2 separate regions of the Homo sapiens genome follow, and region 2 is linked to region 1. Evidence: chromatin loops called from intact Hi-C (ENCODE). Cell type or tissue: gastrocnemius medialis. All regions are shown on one strand. Each heading gives the region's core, and the rest is flanking DNA. Links, peaks and the distances in the headings are about the cores only.

Region 1 (10,696 bases), core at 952-8,951:
CCCCGATGAAGTCTCTTTCCCCTAATATAAGGTCTTATACTGTGTGCCCCTCCTTCGTAGCAGTTGCCACATTTGTGATACTATATTCAGTTTTAAGATTCTTTAATTCATATCTCTATCCTGTGGTAGGCTGGTAGGCACCACGGGTAAAAGGACCATGTCTGTTTTGCTCACTATGGTTTTCTATTGCATGTTCATAGTAGGTGTTCCATAAATATTGTTGAATAAATGAATTTTTACTAAAATATATTTGCATTTATTTGTACCTGTTTTCTACACTCATATGTCAAATAAAAAGTACTGTAAATATAGACACTAAATTTTAGCAGTTTTTCACTGGGGATTTGGGGTAATTTTTACTTTATTTGAATTATTAATAGTGAGTACCCATTACATTGATAGGCTAAAAAAAATAAAGCTATTTCCATTTGGAAAAAAAAATACTCAAAAATGAAAATTAAAACCCTATAGCTATCTAGTAGCTGTAAAAAATTTAAAAATATAATAGACTTGGGAGAATTATGATTTTATTTTCTTTCATTTTTTACTTTATGTCAGATGGCCAAACAACCACTGCTTAGAAAACTGTGTTATCTGTAACGCATTATTTTCTGGTCACATAACAGCTGACTAACATAGCTTAATTTCGAGATCACTTAAGTTTTTCACCGTCATTTTGTGATGTTGTTTTTTAACTATTGTTATCATTAGTCTTTTTTTTTTAATTGGGTAAAGTGCATTTTAATTGCTTGCTGCAAATACCACCCACTTACCTGGAAAAGAAACGGTCGTCATTTCTGTTTTGAAAAGGCGGCCTACTTTAGATTCCTAATTAGCAATAATGTTAATAAGAAAACTGGAATAAAGAGAGTGAAAGAGGCAATTAAAAGTGTAACAGAGAGAAACTATACTAAACAGATTAGGGAAGGTACTTCGGAAAAGCAGAGGTAGCCCTGATTTTGGGGTGATTGCTGGGCTTCCCACAAGTGATGTTTCTTAATAATTACCATAGTGGAGCCAGAAAAGAAGTTAATTGCTGTGATTATGTCATCTTTTCACCTTTGCACAATTACTCATAGGAAATACAAGATAGTTGTGAGCTATCCTTTATGAATCCATCTCTACACTAACCCAGGAAGGAAATGGAGTTGCGATGAATAAAAGTTGTTAAAACAAGAACTTTAAGCTTTAGATTTTGCCTTCATCGCTTGCAGGATTTCATTCTCCTTGAAACAAAAACTTTCTAGCAACTGGAACCACATTTTAACAAAATTAAATTTATGAACCAATTTTAAACCTTGGAGACCCTTACAAATCCAGACATTTGCTCCGACTGTTATAGCTATTATGAAATTATTACAAATCTCACCTTAAAATTAATAAGTGACACTCCATGAGCATAATTACATTGTTCATCTTTCCATAATCCTTAATTCCTCTGTGTGTTATAACATGTGATCAGTCCTTCACATAACCCAGCTGCTTCAGATAATTGCTTGCTGTCCTACTGAGAAAAACTTCTAATAAATGATGCAAGAACCAAAAATAGTGCAACCCTTTCTCATTGCTACAAAATCAGAAATGGTTTTACCTAGAATTTAATTCTATGATTCTTTCCCCCTACTGACAATGGTATTCGGTGGGTTGGGAAGAGGAAGGATTAGAATATTTCAATTAGAACCCCTGCAGCTCTTTAGGAATACTACCAGAATTTTGCCACTAATTGACGAAATAGATAACACGTGTCTTTGCTTCAGCAGCTCTTATTTCCTTAATAAACATTTTTTTCAGCAACTTTAAGAAATGTTTCCCTTTGAAATACAACATCACATAATGGGCCCCATCTGGAATGGCAACTTTGCACACAAGCTAAGAAATTAGAAAAACAAAAACTCATTTTTTTGTCTTTGTCTAGGGTGAATAATTGCAATTAGCTACTGCAATATCTATATATGTTACTATGTTTAAAAAAAAAAAATGAACAAAGCTTTTCAGTGACTAGGCGCCCAAAATCATAAAAAGGCTGATATCCAAGAAAAAAATCTGGTGAATTTTATTTATTCAAACTGTGTTTTGGTTTTTATTCAGTTCTATATTACCTTCATTTCTGAGAGCTGGGCTTTTTTTTTTTTTTTTAACATTCATTTAGAATAACATCAGAATCTTCTAATCTCCTTCTTCAAATTTGAAAAAATACCAAAAAATAAGAGTTTTTCTTTAAGTCAAAAAACATGAAGAAGTTCATGGGGAAAAAGTGGCCACTGTATCCTAGTGTAGGGGTAAATGAAGACTGAAGGAAGTAGAATTCAAGAGCTCGGGACAGGACAATGTTAAACTGCAATTGCTGAATCTTTTTATTCACTAACACTTTCTGAGGTCTGTACTCAAAGAAACATTGAGAATTACATGCATAAATTAAACAAGATTCTGTAATTGGAGAAAACCAAAGCCTTGTAAAGAAAAGTTAGGGACCAAAGATTTGGAAATCAATATATGATGAGGTGAACATTATATTGAAAACCACACTGAGGTGGGGTTTCTAGTCATGTGTGGAAACCAGCCCCATGATTTAAATTATGTCAGTGGGATAAAAGACTAGGTGGGTTCATTGAAATTCTGCATTCCGGCTTTGGCAAGTATTTATGGTTAGGATTGTGTTAGTTGCCACATTAACAATTTTGTGTTTGCCTTGCTCTCTCTCTGCCATCAACAGTACAATCAGTGGGATCAACCCTGAAGAGCTCTGTTTCAGTCTGAGGCAGTCAGTTCACCCCTTTCCTTTAGTTCTATTTTATGACATGATTCTAAATCAACAGTTTTCACCCCTGTTTCGAGAGGGTTTTCCCCCCAGAAATTAAGGAAAGGTATGTTACATAGCAAATGAAAAAGAGAGAAGGCTGATTCTAATTAAAAGCGGAACATGAAATTGACTTGAAAGCATTAGGTTATGAATTTTCCCTATCATTATATCTTAAGTCCTTTATGAACCCAATCATCATCTATGATAGCTAAAATAAGAAGTCTTCTTATTCCTTCCAGCTTTTCTATAGTCTTAGGGATTGCTGCCGGCTGAAATGTAAATCCTACTATGATGGCTGTACATAGAAATAGAAAGTGTCTTCCAAGATAAAACAATGAGTGCTAAACACAACGAGCATAAAAAGAAAACTATTGGTATTTTCAGAACTCAAAGGACTATATGCCTTTTGAAGATACACTTTGGACACAAAAAAATCACTACAACAGAAATATCTGCTATTCCATCTACCTCTGTAAACATATGTTTTGAGCCTATGGATGCTGCTTATTTCATTAAATCACTATGAATCTGGGATTAAAATCATCATGCTATTACATTGCAATGCCTTTTTCTAAAGCACAATATTCCCCATAAGTGTTTACTTTCATTCTTTTTTCTAGTCCTCTATCCTATTCCCCTTTCTATGGCAATTATCCACGACAATAAGAATTGCCTAATGGTGTCATTTTGTAATCCAGGAACACAGGTGCTCATATGAAAGTTTCACAATAAACTTTGGGAGATGAGATCAGAGACTCAAACGTACTACTCTCTCACTGAACAACAGCTGTAAGAAATAATGCAACAACTCCCCTGCAGACGGAAAGGCTTAACAAGTAGAAATTCCTACATTTGTGTGTGGTTGGTATCCTCCCAGCACTTTTTTTAGCAAACAGACTTCACAGCCCAAAATAATATCCCTGTCTCCCAGACAAATGGTAGATCCCAAGAGATTCCTTTGGAGCACAAACCCTGCTCAGAGTGACAGGCAAAGTCATTGAAACTAAAGTCCCCCAATTAAGAGAGGTGATCCCAAGTAAAAGTAATGTTTCAGAATTCATCTTTCAGGAAAGGTAAAGCTAGAATCTCTGTAATTAACATTTTGCAAATGTTTCCTTGGAAAAGGGAAAGAAAATAGATAAACAGTCTACAAATTTTCATAACAATAAAAGGGTAAAGTTCTGATGTTGACCCACCCACCACATAAACAACTGACAAAAAGGCACTATTAGCAAGCTCCTCTCAGAGCTGATTAAAGGGACTCCACACTTTTCCTAAAATCTCCATGTTATGACACACTCTCTGGCAAACCCTGGACCCTGTTATTACTCTCCTCAGTTCAGCAACACTCAGAAGCCTCGGTCCCCAGGGATGTTGTCATGTTTCACAAAGGCCGCATTGTGTCTCTAATGCCGACTCTCTCCGCGGTTCATTTTGCATGCTCTGCATGCGCATGTTTGATTTTCAGAACATGACTCATGCCTTTTAAGTTACTCCACAGACTTACAAATGGAGGAAAGGAGTGATGGGTTGGCTGATTGGAAGTGAAAGAAGGTGTCCTTTCCCTGGACAGTCTGACTTTTTAAAGAATGCATTAAGTGACTTCCTGGCTCACCAGGATCAATGTGACGTGACATTTGAGAAGGGACAGGAATAGTGGGTGTTCCCCTTACATTATTTTTACACAGTTCATCTTTTTTTTTTTTTTTTTTTTTTTTTTACTGACAGGAATAAACCCGTCTCCCCTCCTTCTCTCAGCAGAATAACAGAGCAACATAGAGCTCAGCTAGATTTTCAAAACGATTGTGTTTAAACCTCAAGATTTCAGTGAGTGATCCATTTAAAGTTACTGTTAAACAGTATTGAATATGATTTTGTAATCTGTGTTCAGCCCTGATGGGCTGCAGGATTTGGGTAATATGTAATTATTTCACACTTGTGGAAGGAGGCAAAGACAATTTATTGTCTAGATTCACTTGGGAAGCCTCCTTCAGTTTTTGAAAGAGCATCCGTGGAACAGAAGTAGCCCCACCCACCACTCAGGGATTGGGAGGGTTGTTCTGCTTGAGACAGGGAAAGAAAACCAGTTATTGGCTTCTAAAATGGGGATATGGGATGTGGGATTAGGAATGTGGGGCGTGGGGAGAAGTGAGGAGGAACAGGGAGAAGAGCAGGCGCTTGGAGAAAGGCTCTCAATACCCCCTGGAAAGGGGTGATCAACAGACATTTCAGCATGGATTGTACCTCCTGAACTGATCAGTGTTGCCACATAAACCTCACTGTTGCTGTGTAAATTCAATCCCACCTGCACATCCACTTAACTCCTATTCATTCCAGCAAAATCTACTAGTATATTTGGGACGGATTATGTTGATTGTTGAAATCAAAGCCTGAGCTTCTCTGTGTTGTCCATGTTAGGCAGCAGAGTCTGCTGCCTGTAAGAAATGGAAACCCAAGGACAGAAACCATAAAAGCTGGCATAACCACTAGACACCTGGGGAAACTGCAGAAATTTTGGAAAGACTTAGGGGTGCTATGCCTGCTGCAGAGTTGGGGCTTAAGATAATCTGACCCAGATCTATAGGCGCAGAGAAGTTGCCACTACATCTGGATTATATTTTTCCCCTCTGTCAACATTTACATGTTTCCTATGTGTATGTCTTACGTACCTGTGGATATGCAAATGTGTGTGTATATGTGTGAGAGAAACTTTGGGGTAGTATCTGGCCCCAAATAGCAGCTCACTGAACTTTTTCCATTCTTCTGTTTCTCTGACTAAGAGAGTGGCTAGTTTTAGACAAATCTGCTAAAACCTTGAGTGAAAACCCTGGGGCCTGCAGAGAGAATTTGTTCTGTCATTGACAGCTCAAACGATCCTGGGATGGAGCACTCTGACATCATTGTAATCATAATGCTCTTCGTTCTTTTATTATTTTGACTTATATTTTTATACTGTTCAAAAAAACTTTTACATCTATTATGTCATCTCATGCTAACGACACCCCCGTGAGGTGGAAGGAAAGGTTATTATTATAATTCAGCTACTCTCCTGTCAACAGAGCCATGACTGAAGCCCCAAGGCCCACAGCAGGGAAGGCAGCCTAGTGGCTTCATGGCTCTCCGGGAAAGGTCCTCCAAGGCTGACGCCATGACCAGGTTTCGCGGGTAGCCAAAGGAAAGAGTCACAAAAAGGGCCGCCTGCCCAGTTGGGCATATGCCAACAGTTCTGTCTGGCAGGAGTGGCATGGGACAGGGATGAGAACTGTTCTCCTTTCTTTCCTGTTTTGAGTCTATTACAGCACACAGGGTTTGAGGCATTAGAGGGGCTGGCATGAGTCTTTACCCTCTTCATCCAATCTGGGAGATGATAACGCAACAGGATAGGATGGGAAAGAACTATCCTCGTTTTTTGTTTAGAGCTCTTTCTTTGGCAAAGCAGCAAGAAAACAAAAATTTCTATGTTTGAAGAAAAAATGTTTTTTTTTAAATATTTTTTTCCTCCTCTAAGCCAGCGATGGCCAAGTTTATAGGTGCTAAATGGCCATAAAATGGCCAGGTAAGTCACTTTATCTTCTTCAATGATTTCTATGTTCATGGCACGAGGTAAAAATAAATATGTATAGTGATCAGCCAGGTATCTGGTACATAGAATAAGTTCATTAAATCTAATCTATTATTATAATTATATGCATAAGATATGCAACAGAGACATCAGTTGGCATGTCTCTTGAAAAGGCTACATGTGCCATATGGTACTTCAGATTCATAGGGATAGGTAGATAAGTTTTAAATAAGCAAGACAAGTGTCTGTTCCAGGCGCTGGAGTGAGCCAAGCTTGAATGGGGAGGCCAACACCTACAATAATACTATCAGCCTTTTGTGACCAATCACTGCAAACATACCTGCAATCAGAAGACCCCCTTTTCCAAAGCAGAAACTACCTTAACCTATTCTCATAAAATAGCTCATTAGAATGAGGGAAGCAGTGTTACTGAGTCTACCATGCCTATTGACATTTGTTTGATGATCTCCCTGATCACACACAATTCCAAAAGCAAGAGCTTAAAATGATTTTCAAATGTATCCAATTCACAGCCAAGCGAAAATGTTTCTGTACCAAGAATAATCTTACATTAAACTTTTTTTTTTCAGAAGCCTAAATTTAACCAGTTGGAATTCTTTTTTTAGGTGTTATTCTATTCAACCTTTAAAAATGAAGGATCTGATTTTAATGTGAAATCTGCATTTCATCAAAGATGGGACACAGTGTCCTTGCTTAATTATTCTTTGGAAATTGAACACCTTTACTACTGCATTCTTAGCAGGTAGCAACAACACAAATTGAAGAAAATGTGATTCAGGTTTGAAGCACTGAGTTCATTGATTTCAACCATATTGATAAGCATAGAGAATACACCTTGCATTGATACTGCTCACATGCTCAACTAGCAGATGGTGTAGTAGTCAATGATAATGTCACTAAATGCCTACACATATAAGGAGAATTTAGAGTGTGAATGAGGAAAATCATAACATTTCACAATTGTGTGACACTTTCTAAAGTCTTATCTATTATGCCATCTTATTCTTTTGTCATCCATGGGAGAGAGACAGCCAGGAGGCCTCAGGTAAGCAGACCATCCAGCTCACAGATGTTGAAGCCAAACTTGAATCTCACCTTTCCAAAGCACTGTTCTTTCTGTCATGCAGCTTCCTAATATATGCTGAGACTTTTTTAGATGGGGCAGGAGGTGCAGAAACTATACATAAGGAAACTCAGCTGGAGCCCTGATTATAATTTTAAGGCATCAGTGTGACCTGGGACAAGTGCCTTGAATATCCAGCACCTCCAGTTTTCAACTCAGAAGAGGGCATGTTAATTCTGTTTCTATCTACCTCAACAAGTTTTTAAGTATAGTAGCAGCTAATGAATATGAAGCTGTTTTTAAAAATAATAATTCTTTTCCAAATGTAGGTATGAAGATGATTTTTTTAAATAAGATATATCGCTAGTTAAAAGATGCACTTGTATTGAATGAATGTCCTAAATGCCTTTAAGATCCAATCTGCTACCGGCCATTTAGATGACTGCAGGAACTAATGGTAGACTATACATCTGTTGTTTGGGCTGCCTAACTTCCATTTCCCTTCTGATGTTAAAAGGTACCGTTTTGGCCAGGCACAGTGGCTCAAGCCTGTAATCCCAGCAATTTGGGAGGCCAAGGTGGGTGGATCACCTGAGGTCGGGAGTTCAAAACTAGCCTGAACAACATGGAGGAACCCCGTCTCTACTAAAAATACAAAATTAGCCAGGCATGGTGGTACATGCCTGTAATCCCAGCTACTTTCAGGAGGCTGAGGCAGGAGAATCACTTGAACCTAGAAGGCGGAGGTTGCAGTGAGCCAAGATTGCACCATTGCACTCCAGCCTGGGCAACAAGAGCAAAACTCCATCTCAAAAAAAAAAAAAAAAAAAAAAAAAGGTACAGTTTTTATTTTGGGAAATTTCTTCCACTGGATGCAGACCTGCAGGGAGCTTCATCAAGGGACCCACACTCCCTAGTCACACTTCATTGGAATGTGAGCTGTGAGCAGAATACGTGCAGCCCTAGAACAGCTGGAGATCATTTGCCTCCAGGATAGGACTTGGAAGAGACTTTTTCTGTCTCCTATATTCCTGGAGCTGCTCTGGTTCTCTTCTTGCCCAGGTCTAGTCCTTCATCCTTTTCTTTGATTCCATAAACTCTCCTACTACTTTGCAGTAAATCCCAAAAAAGCAGCCTCTTTTTGTTCCTGGTTTTTCCTTGAGTTGGCTACTGTTGGTCCCAGAGACATGCAAACAGAGCACCCTGACTATAAAATCAGCCTGGCAACACGAACAGATCTGTGCAGTCACAGGGAGGTAGACAGAGGAAATCACGGAAATCAAACCGTTTGATTACCTGTTAATCAACTGCACAAGAAAAGCCAGAATAGCCCAGGATAAATGAGCCAATAATAAGTATACAGCCACCATACTTAAAATTTCTCCCCTTTGCGGCCAGGCGCGGTGGCTCATGCCTGTAATCCCAGCACTTTGGGAGGCCGAGGCGGGTGGATCACAAGGTCAGGAAATCGAGACCATCCTGGCTAACACGGTGAAACCCCGTCTCTACTAAAAATACAAAAAATTAGCCGGGCATGGTGGCGGGCGCCTGTAGTCCCAGGTACTCGGGTGGCTGAGGCAGAAGAATGGCGTGAACCCGGGTGGCGGAGCTTGCAGTGAGCCGAGATTGTGCCAGTGCACTCCAGCCTGGGCAACAGAGCAAGACTCCTTCTCAAAAAAAAAAAAAAAAAAAAAAAAAAATTTCTCCCCTTTGGTTTGGTAAGTCAACAAAAGTTTAAACAATTAAAGGAAAAAATAAAAGCATGAGTGTTGTGACAACAAAAATTAGTTTTAAAAGTAAATTATAAAAATCATATATAGTCATGTGCCCATAACAATGTTTCAGTCAACAACAGACTCCATATATGATGCTGGTCCCATGAGATTATAACACCATATTTTTACTGTACCTCTTCTATGCCTCGATATGTTTAGATACACAAATACTTACCATTGTATTACAATTCTCTGAAGTATTCAGTACAGTAATAGTTTATATCCTAGGAGCAATAGGCATATACCATATAGCCTGGGTGTGTAATAGGCTATACCATCTACGTATGTAAGTACACTCTATGACAGGGTCCTCAGCTTCTGAGCTACAGACTGGCACTGGTCAATGGCCTGTTAGGAACAGGGTTGCACAACAGGAGGTGAGCAGCGGGTGAGTAAATAAAGCTTCATCTGTATTTACAGCCACTCCCTATCACTCGCATTACTGCGTGAGCTTCACCTCCTGTCAGATCAGTTGCAGCAATAGATTCTCGTAGGAACGCAAACCCTGTTGTGAACTGTGCATGTGAGGGGTCTAGGTTGCATGCTCCTTATGAGAATCTAACGCCTGATGATCTGAGATGGAGCTGAGGTGGTGATGCTAGTGCTGGGGAGTGGCTGCAAACACCAACTAACATTAGTAGAGAGGTTTGACTGTGCAGACACCATAATACGTCAATTGTTTGCAGACTCATATCAAAACCCTATCAGTGAGTGACAAGTGACAATTAAACTGCATCTGGTGCCAAGCTTTATAGTTGCAAGTGAGTTGATGTACTTCAATTGTACAGCTGCATCTAGTGGCAGGGTTTAAGTCAGAATCTGACACTTATTTTAGTCCACGCGTGGCCCACCCATTATTTTATTTGCCATTTCTGTTCATGCCTCTTTCTGCACTGTGCACTTGTCTCAGTCACAGTTTTGCTAAGTCCACAAGATAACCCTAGCCAAAATGAGTAAAAAGCAAATATCACTGGAGAGCTTCTTCCAAAAGGGGGAAACACCCAATGATGAGACAGCAGAAGACTCTAAGACTGCCAACAAAAAGAAAGCTGCACTTGACAATACCAAGAGTCCTCCTTAAAGTATGGGTTCATTGCAACAGGTGATTCACATTCTCCAAACCTGCTTTGTATAGCGTGTGGCAACCAGCTATTCAATGAAGCCATGAAACCTTCAAAACTGCTTCGCCACATAGAGACCAAGCACCCTGCATTAAAAGACAAGCCTGTGGAATTTTTCAAAAGAAAAAAAACTGTGAACACAAAGAACAGAAGCAATTATTGAAGGCCACCATTTCATCAAATGTGTCTCCACTGAAAGCATCATTCTTAGTGGCTAACCACATTGCTAAAGCTAAGAAGCCCTTTACTATTGGTGAAGAGTTGATCCTGCCCACTGCTAAGGACATTTGTTGTGAACTTTTAGGAGAGGCTGCGGTTCAAAATATGCCTTGTGTTCCTCATTCAGCTAGCACC
Region 2 (10,696 bases), core at 1,397-9,396, 120 kb before region 1:
TGGATGAAGACAAGGTAACACCTTTCCACCCCTGTGTAAGTAAATAACTGTGGACTCCAAAGCATTTACCTTGCTTGTAGATTGAAAACAAATAATCAAAAAGAAAATAATTTATCAACAAAACTCAACTTGGAAGAAAAATGTAAAGCTTATCTTAGCAGTCTTTTATGTAATGGTAGAGTATCCATGGGCAGAAATAGCTTTAAATTACTGATTGAGAAGTGCAGTGAGTGATTTAGTGTCTGTGTCTATTGTAACAGATTGGGTTGGTTTTAGATAACTATTTCCTAACTTCAAACTTTTCTTTATGATATTCCTTTTCTCTTTTATCTTTGAACTTAAGGGAGGAGACCACACCTCACATTGTCTTATGCCCAATTTCTGCCTCCAAAGAAAGAAAAAGTAAAAACTAAAAGGCAGAAATGAAATCCACAAGCAGACAGCCCGGCGCCACACCCTGGGCCTGGTAGTTAAAGATCCACCCCTGACCTAATCGGTTATGTTATCTATAGATTACAGACATTGTATAGAAAAGCACTGTGAAAATCCCTATCCTTTTTTGTTCCGATCTAATTACCAGTACATGCAGCCCCTAGTCACGTAACCCCTGCTTGCTCAATCGATCACGACCCTCTCACGCATACCCCCTTAGAGTTGTGAGCCCTTAAAAGGGACAGGAATTGCTCATTCGGGGGCTCGGCTCTTCAGACAGGAGTCTTGCCGATGCCCCCGGCCGAATAAACCCCTTCCTTCTTTAACTCGGTGTCTGAGTAGTTTTGTCTGCAGCTTGTCCTGCTTGTCCTGCTACAAACTCTCTGACGGCCTACTAATTCAAACTCTTGGTTTCAGCTGCACCAAATTCAGTGGCAAATGGATATGAAAATTTAGAGTTTAGAGAGACCTTAGAGATCGTCCAGATGACTTGCTAAATAGTTGAGGGAACAAAAGCTCAGAAAGATCAAATGACCTGCTTGCCACAAATTACAGTAATTATTGGCAAATCCGGTTCTACTACCAATCTAGTGATCTTTCACCACATCCAGGACAGTCATAACCATAAGCCAAAAATGACAGAGAAACAGGTAGTAAACAGTTTCTAAAAATTAGCAATAAAAATAATAAATGGGATAATAAAGATAATCGTTCATGCATAAAATATAGTTTCAAAAAAAGAAGTTGGAGGTTAAAAACTATTTAGGTATTTTTCTTCATTTTATTTGCACTAATGTTGACTATGCCCATTCTATTCTAGGCACTTCACACATATTCCTTAATTTAATTCCCATACTAATTTCAAAGGTTTTTACTTTTTAATCTATAAAAATATAAAAAAGGTTCATAATCTTACTAGGCAAATAAACTATGTGGACATTTTAAAAATAAAAGTAACATACAGACCTGGCTAGGAAACCTAAATAACAGAGAAAAATATAAATTAAAAATGTTAACTTCCCTCCTCCTGCCCAACTTTCCATTCCTCTCCCTCAAGTTAACTTCTAACTGTTTTTTATAATTCCTATCCCCCTCATTATTAAGCACATATGGGGATGCATATCTCCTGATGTAAAATTCTTTTACTTATTACACCAAAGGAAATCTGATATACATATTGTTCTACATCTTGCTTTTATCCACTTAATATTTTTATATGTTTCTCCACATCAGCACATATGCCTCTACCTATCTTAAAAGTTTGTGTAATACACCATACTGCAGATATACTCTAATTTATTTAACCACTCCCCTATTCGTAGTATGAGGGCTGTTTCTGTTTTTTTCTATTAGGTTAGCATTATTCATCTCATTTTACAAGTAGAGAAACCAGAGCTCAACAAGGATAAGCAAATTAATTGCTTGATATTTCTCTGCTAAGAAGGCACCAGGGCTACCAACTAAATTCACATCTGTATGTCTTAAGTCCTTGATTTTTTCCTTTATTCTAAATATTTACCCAGACAACCCAAAGCACTTGATCTGCTAATCAGACAGTAGAGTTTTTTGGTCATTCCATCAACACCTCTCAGCTAGGAATTCTTTTTTTTTCCTCTGTAGTGTTCATAGGAATTTGTCCAAAGTTATACTGTTAGAATGACCTAAGCAGTTACAAACAAGTTATTTGGGAAACACTCCTGTCATTTTTCTGTATTAAATTAAAATTGACCCAATTAAATAGGAGAGTTTCTCTTTTGGAACAATGGAGAAATGTGACTTCTTCTCCTCCACCCTGGGTGAGGAAGAGTGGAGGGGATAAAAAGAGCCCACATTTCCTTCCACACTAGCAGAGAATGGAGACTGGTTCTCACAACCACTAACTATGCAACTATGCAGGGAGGGGGTAAGAGGCCCACATGGTAATGAAGAAAATGCTGGGACCTCAACTGCTTTGGTGATTTGGGGCACCAAACTCACTAATTATATGGAAAGAAGAAGGAGATAGATTCTCTACTGTACAAGGAGGGGAAATGGCCACAATAGGGCCACACAAGTTAACCCAGCCTCCAATACAGGACAATTTCACACTTTCCTGCAGGGGGTTAATGACTTTGTGTGTGTGGCTGTCCCAGAGAATTAGTCCCCTCTTCCGGAAGCCTTTAACTCCTGTCAATAAGCCTTCCGTTGCTATACAAAGCTATTGAGCCTCCTGAATAATTCCATGCAAGGTAAAGTGCCCTGCCTTCCGACCTTTTTGTAAAGTATTGTGCTGTTGCTTGTCCTTGTTACGGCAGAATATTTCACCTTCTTCTTGTAAATAGCTACCACTTCAGAAGGCTTGTGCGGTGATCACTCACAGCAAGGCCACCGAATGGCCAGCTGTACTGGGAGTTGCCCTAACATTCACTGGCCTTACTGTTCACAGACCCTTGCTAAACTCTCAGCCCTTCCATGCAAACCAATAATACACTTGTCACAGTGTAACCCTTGCACACCAAAAAAGTCTGAAAAACTGGAGTAGGAGCTCAAGGTATAAGCACTATTCAAAGTAGTACTGCCTTCCAAGACCAGGTGGGAAGGGTAACAATTCCACAGATTACAGTGGTGGAATGATATTTTAACATATATTTACCCAAATTGAATAAATCCAGGCATTATGTGACCAGATTGTTAAGTGAAGACTGAAGATTTGCTCAGTGTTATGGAAACACATCTTCTAAGAACCTAAGTGGTTTCTAACTTTCAATCACCCTGAAATAGTGACTTCTCAAGTCAATTTGGATAGTTTCTCCCTCCACCCTAGCTATAATAATTTTGCACAATGATTTACGGTTTTACAATGGTTTCACATATGTCATTTTATTTGACACTAAAAAAATGGTTTGTAACAGCCCTAACTTGTATTTGTTTGACACTGTTTTATACTGGAAAAACACAGCTCAGGATTTGTTCAAGTAGATGATCAGAGGCCATCCATCAGCTTTCTAATGTTTGCTCACCTACTTCCCAAACCTCTGGGAAAAACTTGTAAGCTGTTGTTATAAGAAAAAAACTGCTTACCTTCTCTTCCTGCTCTGGGATTAGCTCCCCACATGTAAGTACTGGAAAGAAGTGAGAAGATATTTTGCTTCAAACAGAGTTACATCCCTAAAGAGCTACAAATCCTGGTTTTATACAATCTGAGGCCCATCAGGAGTCTGAATAACACTCAGAAGCTGTTCTCGTTGAGAGCATCTACATTTGCCAAGAGCCCAAACGTGTAGACAGCAGACAACTGAACAGTGCCAAGGAAGATGTTGAGTGGAATGAGTGAACTGCAAACCTGGGACAAATAACACATTACTTGAGTAGAAAAGCTGAGAGTTTTAAAGACGTATGGTCCTTGCTGTCAGATCTTTATGACTTATCCACTGGGGCTTTGTCTGTTTATATGTGCAGTTCACTCATTGTCTTTCCATTTATATTTGGTTTATGTATAGGGGGCTTAACGCCTGTGTATGTATATGGTTGGCAAATCTCCCTCTGGTGTGTCTGTTTTTATTCTTCAACCTAAAATACTTCTAAAGACCTTCCATTTTAAATTGCACACTAAAATCAGTGGCTAAATGAAAGCATCTTTTTAGCGATTGTCTGTCTCTGCTTTATGCTGGGGTTAACCCACTCCATGTTTTAAAATTGGACTTGGAAAATATGGTCCATAAAGTTGGGGAAGGAGTACTCAGATGTACAGCCAGACACCTATTTCCAAAATAACACAGCAGTCTTTGCAAATGTCCCCAGATGGCCTCAGTAATCTAAATTGCAGATAAGAAAATCACTCTGGGTTATTAGAGAGGAAAGTTTTACCTTCAAGGTAAAAGGAAGATGATCTTTCAAGCTTAGAAATGCAACTAATAGATTCCATCTGCAAATTCAGCTCTCCAGAGAGGTCTCGGGAGCAGCCATTTTCCCCTGTCTAGGACCCAGTACAGTTTTAGCTGGAGGGATAATTTGGAAGAGAAAAATAAACATTAGCATAGCCAAGTAGATGATCTGAGTTCAGACATGTCTGCCCAGTACCCAAAACATTCTAAAAGTAAAAAAAATAAAAAGAACAGTAGGGTGAGTTGGTAACTTTGTCATTTAATCCAAAGAGTCTAGTTGTCCATCTTTATCTTGTTACTAGTTATTCAGACTTCAAACATTTGAGAATGATTTTGATGTAGGAGGCGTTCAATCCAGTTTGTGCTCACGATAGAACTGCATTGTGCAATTTTAATTAAAAATTTAGGGTTTCACAACCTCTGAATCACTTCACTCTATTTTTCTGTTTTGTTTTGTTTTTGCAGTTCCAACATGTTTTCCAGGGATAGTATGTTGATTAGTCAAAGTCATGTGTATATTCCTTCACATTTAGAATTTACCCTTCATGCTAACATTACCTAACTAGACATTGTCTATGAATGAATGCTATACATTCACTTAAAACATCACTAGGGAGTAATGAATCTTGTCTGCACAGAACAGGAAAGGTAACCCTGCTGTCTGGCCTTCAGCCTCTCACTGCCCCACTCTCTTGGGGCATTCAGGAAACCGCTGTGTTGAGAACGCATTCCTGGACAACAGAACTTACATTGTTCCACGGCTTCCAGAACCGGCTTTGGGTGTTGCTGCGAAATCTTCACCCTGTGTCTGCAGCAGCTGCCTTCTCCTGACAATCACTTCCATATGCCCCATTTTAGAGCTAGGAGGAAAAGTACTTCGGGCTCAGTTTGGCCACACACATTGAAGAGGACCCTCTCACGCTAAAGTGGCATTAAAAAATGTTTTATGGTATTTTCTTAAAAGCTAGGTTTTCACAGAGGTCTTCAGTCTAGGCAAACCCTAACGTTTTTGTTAAAATAATAGTATCTTATAAGCAAAAGAGCTTTCCTCTTTTTTTGAAGAACGCAATAAGAGAATCCAGCCCTTCAGAGATAAACCTCCAGGTCCAAGGTGTGTCTTCAGCAAAGCCATGTTCTGCAGCCCCTCTGTACCTGAAGAGGGAATCTGGCTTTAAGCTAGAGCAGACAGTCAGCATAGGAGCTACTGGTTCCTGGAGAGCTAAAAACGTTGGTGCACAGCAGGTTTCACAAAAACATTCACAGCCACTGAGTACCTGATGCTACAGCACATTTGTCAGGAACATTAAGGCCTCTGCTTGGTTACCATCAAGGGCTTTTTCTAAGGTAAATCTGATCTACTATGAAACAAAGGAGATGCAAATTAGAAAGGGTGGCAAGTAGGTGGGTTTCTTTCTTGGCATCTCAGGGAAGTAAACTTCTGAGTCAGACATATCCTGTTTTGTTTTATTTTGTTTCTCCATGTTCAGCAGACATCTCTAGGTGAATTTTTTTTTTTTTGAGATGGAGTCTTGCTCTGTTGCCCAGGCTGGAGTGCAGTGGCACGATCTTGGCTCACTGCAACCTCTGCCTCCCGGGTTCAAGCGATTCTCCTGCCTTAGCCTCCCAAGTAGCTGGGACTAGAGGTGTGCACCACCACGCCCAGCTAATTTTTGTATTTTTTACTAGAGACAGGGTTTCACCGCGTTAGCCAGGCTGGTCTCGAACTCCTGACCTCGTGATCCACCTGCCTCGGCCTCCTAAAGTGCTGGGATTACAAGCGTGAGCCACTGTGCCCGGCCTTCCCAGTGAATTTTAAATGGGTGAATATAAGATGTTAGTTTACATGCATGTACGCTATTTTAAGCAAGCATAATTAATGAAAATACATGTGGACATGAAAAATCGTGTTAATTCATTTGCAAAGGAATCTTTACTGCTTTACGACAACATTTCTAAAAGTGCTGAAGGTGTGGTCTTTCTTATTATATTTAAAATTCACTTGGTTAACCAAAAGTGCCCAAATTTTTCCCAACCTAGTGTCCTAAGTTAGATCTATCTACTTCAGAAAATATGTTTACTCTGTTTTTTTTGTTTTTTTGAGACAAGGTCTCACTCTGTCACTTGGGCTGGAGTGCAGTGGTGCAATTATGGCTTACTGCAGCCTTGACCTCCTGGGCTCAAGTGATCCTACCATTTCAGCCACCTATAGCTGGGACTACAGGCACATGCCACCATGCCCAGCTAATTTTTTGTAGAGATGGGGTCTCACTGTGTTGCCCAGGCTGGTCTTGAACTCTTGGGCCCAAGTGATCCTCCTGCCTTGCCCTTCCAAAGTGCTAGGATTACAGGAGTGAGCCACCGCTCCTGGCCTACTCTCATTAATGCTGAGAAATAAAGCTAAATGATTGCCTGAAGCACAGAATAATACTTAATTTTAAGAATTAGTATCAAATGGCCAGGTGCGGTGCCTCACGCCTGTAATCCCAGCACCTTGGGAGGCTGAGGTGGGCAGATCACGAGGTCAGGAGATGGAGACCATCCTGGCTTACACGTTGAAACCCCGTCTCTACTAAAAATACAAAAAATTAGCCAGGCGTGGTCGCACGCACCTGCTGTCCCAGCTACTCAGGAGGCTGAGACAGGAGAATCACTTAAACCTGAGAGGCGGAGGTTGCGGTGAGCCAAGATTGCACCACAGCACTTCAGCCTGGATGACAGAGACTCTGTCTCAAAAAAAAAAAAGAAATAGATTTAGTATCATAGTCATATGGACTTGGACCCCTGCTCTATGCAGGGCTTTGTACTGGGCACTGTGTACTCTACAGAGAGAGAAAGTGTGATTCACAGTTGCTTGACATAAGATAATACTGAAGATTCCGAGTAAATGATTTTTTCCCAAGATCATGAAGCAAATCAATTACAGTCTGGCTTTAAATCAAAGTCACTCTGCCATATCACCAGTCAAACACTTCTTGAATTTTGACATCATTCTTCTTTACCCTGGTCCTTGGTTAGCCTTTAGCCATAGCAAACCTTTCGACCTAAGTGATAACCACAGGAAAAGTGAAATAGGTGAAGCCTAAATATCTGCTAAGAGGTAAGTAAAGGCATTGATGTAAAGGATAGACTAGCAAATATTCAGTGAAATTATGAAATAATTCGTAAGGTCTCTTTTGAGTGAAGGGGGAACTTTTAAGTAATGGTATACCTTTAGTGGAACCCAGTCATTTGCTATTTCTTGAAATGTTTATAAAAGTCGGCTTGTTCCCTGAAACTGGACTGATTTTTAGGTCAAACTTAATGTGCCACATGATTTTGCTTAAGATATTACTTTTCTACATCTGTTAGGCAACTAAATAGAGAAAGACATGATTTAGGACCAAGGTGTTTTTTTTGTTTGTTTGTTTGTTTTTTCACCATTAAGTCATAACCTTAAACAAAAGAACTTAGTGAACTGTGATTTTAGGTCATCTACTAAGGAGATACAGCAAGCCCCAAAGTCTAATCAACCTGAATTTATGTTTGAGGGGAAAAAAATGAAACAAACAATCCTAGGTTTGTCATCTTCTTAAGTCGCATCCCATTTAGAGAGTCTCTCTTGCCACAATGTCAAATGTCATTAGGTTTGACATACATAATTGCATTAAGCTGCAGTGATGATCCCTAATGAGACATTGAATTTCCTCCCAAAAAATCAGTCACCAAAGCACATTTTCTTATGATGAATTAATTAATAAAATACAAGACTTCTTATGCAAAATATATACCAGGGATTCCCAAGTGTGTTGATGCCCTAACTACTCTGAATAAAAAAGCTGAAGCTTAAGGATAATACAGTCACGAACACTGGGATTCCCACGGATGCAGGCAATTTCACAAGCCTTCTCTTATAAAATAAGAAGTGTGGGCTATGCCATGACCAAGGTAAGCACAGGAGGACCAGACCATTGTCAGGAGGGCTGTCCAATCTAACAATGAAGAGGAGCCACTCATCCTCCCCAGCATGTTCTGTAGTCTTTCAGAGATGAACATTACTGTCTGGCTAATGTTGACTGACTTCTTTGAAGACAGCAATTACGAACTGTTATTTTTGAAGAGCCAGATATACATAGATGCATATTTTTTTCATTAGAAAATACCTGCTCTGAGTATACTCTGGTAAGATTGCAAAGGAGTTACACATGTAAGTCCCTATGAAACAAGATGAAAGGACAGTCTGAAATATTTATCAGCCACTGTTACCCTGGAGCAGAATTAGCCCCTATTTGTTCCAAAGTGCTCTGCAAAATAATGATTTGGACCTTGGGAGAGAACTGATTATGCAAGTAAGAATTTAGCATCCATTAGGCACTCAGCGTCAACATGCCCAGCCTTGGACCCTGGTTACTATTGTGAGAGGATCATTGTCAGGACACCATGGAACTCCTCAGCCATGCAGAAAAGTGTTTCAACTTTTTTTTTTTTTTGAGATGGAGTCTTGCTCTGTGGCCCAGGCTGGAGTGCAGTAGCGTGATCTTAGCTCACTGCAACCTCCACCTCCCAGGTTCAAGCAATTCTCCTGCCTCAGCCTCCTGAGTAGCTAGGACTACAGGCGCCTACCACCACGGCCAGCTAATTTTTTTTTTTTTTTTTTTTTTTTTTGAGACAGAGTTTTGCTCTTGTTGCCCAGGCTGGAGTGCCATGGCACGATCTTAGCTCACCACAACCTCCGCCTCCTGGGTTGAAGTGATTCTCCTGTCTCAGCCTCTCGAGTAGCTGGGATTACAGGCATGTGCCACCATGCCTGGCTAATTTTGTATTTTTAGTAGAGACAGGGTTTTTCCATGTTGGTCAGGCTGGTTTCGAACTCCCGACCTCAGGTGATCCGCCCACCTTGGCCTCCCAAAGTGCTGGAATTACAGGTGTGAGCCACTGCCCCCGGCCACGCCCAGCTAATTTTTTTTTTTTTTTTTTTTTTTTTTTTTTTGTATTTTTAGTAGAGACAGGGTTTCACCATATTGGCCAGGCTGGTCTCAAACTCCTGACCTTGTGATCCACCCGCCTCAGCCTCCCAAACTGCTGGGATTACAGGCATGAGCCACTGGCCCTGGCCAAAAGAGTTCCAACTTTAAAGAAAAAGCCTGTGGACAGAAGTGTCAGCCTAGACTCTTGTTCTCATATCATCCTTTTGGCACCGAAAAAAATTTTGTAGTACAAATTCTGGTGTCTGGCTATCAGACTTGGTTAAGTTATACAGCAGAACTAGAGAAGCCCCCCATATTACCCAATTCTTTTTTTTTTATATATACTTCAAGTTCTAGGGTACATGTGCACAACGTGCAGGTTTGTTACATATGTATACATGTGCCATGTTGGTGTGCTGCACCCATTAACTTCTCATTTACATTAGGTATATCTCCTAATGCTATCCCTCCCCACTCCCCCGACCCCACAACGGCCCCGGTGTGTGATGTTCCCCTCCTCTGTCCAAGTGTTCTCATTGTTCAACTCCCACCTATGAGTGAGAACATGCGGTGTTTGGTTTTTTTGTCCTCGCAGCAAATTACCCAGTTCTTTGGAGAGTCTTATCTCCTAAATGAACAGGACTCAGACCACAGGAGTCCTCCTGCAGCATTTAGTGATGTCAACACTGGATGCAAACCCAACACCGGGAGCCCACAGCTCTTTGCTTCAGAGATGAGTAATACTGGCTGAGTCATTGTTTCTATCTGCCTTTTCAATGCTCTCTCCAAAAAGTATCTCGTAATAGACAATCTCTGAGCTCACTGCTTACTGTAATACTTCTTATGTAATAATGCTGGTGGTGAGCAATCTCCTGTAGTATTCCATGACAGCAACACTGACTGTGCTGTGTTAACCTCGATTAATGTTATTATTTGTACACCATAAGGGTACGTTTTGTTTTTCTATTATCTCTTATATTTAGACTGGGAGGCATTGTTCTGTCATCCTTGTTTTATTTTAAGAAATCGAACCATAAGGAGGTTAAGCAATTTCTTCAAATTCATGTAGCTTGTGAACTTTGAGCCTGTGCTTCCTGTTCATTGAGTCACATTATCTCAATTTAAAATTGGCTGCGTTTTAAGTAAAGAAAATTTAAATTAAAAAAAAAGAAGAAGAAAGAAAGCAAGCCATCCAGAGAAGCAGTGCACAGTGGTAATAATGTGCTAATGTGCTGATGGAGTTCAGGACAAGCTGCCCCAAAGTACGGCACCTTGGCATTTGAGAAAACAGCAGAAGCAGGAAGGTCACCCTCGCCTTCTCCTGCTCTTCTCCCCTAAAGCAGGTCCTAAAACCTAGGAAGAATTTTCTGACCCTCCTCTGAAGGAGATCACAAGACCCTCATGTGAACTGTGCCCTCCCAATACTGGTAGGAAAGAACATCCTTATTTCTGAAGAAA

The links. Peaks named below come from ENCODE experiments on the same cell type or tissue, not always from the same donor. Only the 100,000 strongest peaks of a DNase experiment are listed, where the experiment ranks them.
Region 2: a loop joins it to region 1, with 11 times the contacts of the local background. A loop is called at or near these places in 4 of 110 quality-filtered maps.

Annotation. Positions count from the first base shown.
Region 1 is chr5:116,646,014-116,656,709 of GRCh38, reverse strand. No RefSeq gene overlaps it. Among named protein-coding and RNA genes, the nearest start is that of SEMA6A, 77 kb to the right of the region's middle. RefSeq lists enhancers at 4,099-4,148, 4,083-4,377 and a silencer at 4,083-4,377. In gastrocnemius medialis, for the core only: no CTCF peak of the experiment used is centred there; DNase peaks (open chromatin) are centred at 4,189 and 5,996; H3K27ac peaks cover 397 bases.
Region 2 is chr5:116,766,025-116,776,720 of GRCh38, reverse strand. All of the region lies in intron 1 of LOC105379133 (a long non-coding RNA gene), which reads right to left. Among named protein-coding and RNA genes, the nearest start is that of LINC02214, 9.2 kb to the right of the region's middle. RefSeq lists an enhancer at 5,162-5,824. In gastrocnemius medialis, for the core only: no CTCF peak of the experiment used is centred there; a DNase peak (open chromatin) is centred at 5,024; H3K27ac peaks cover 607 bases.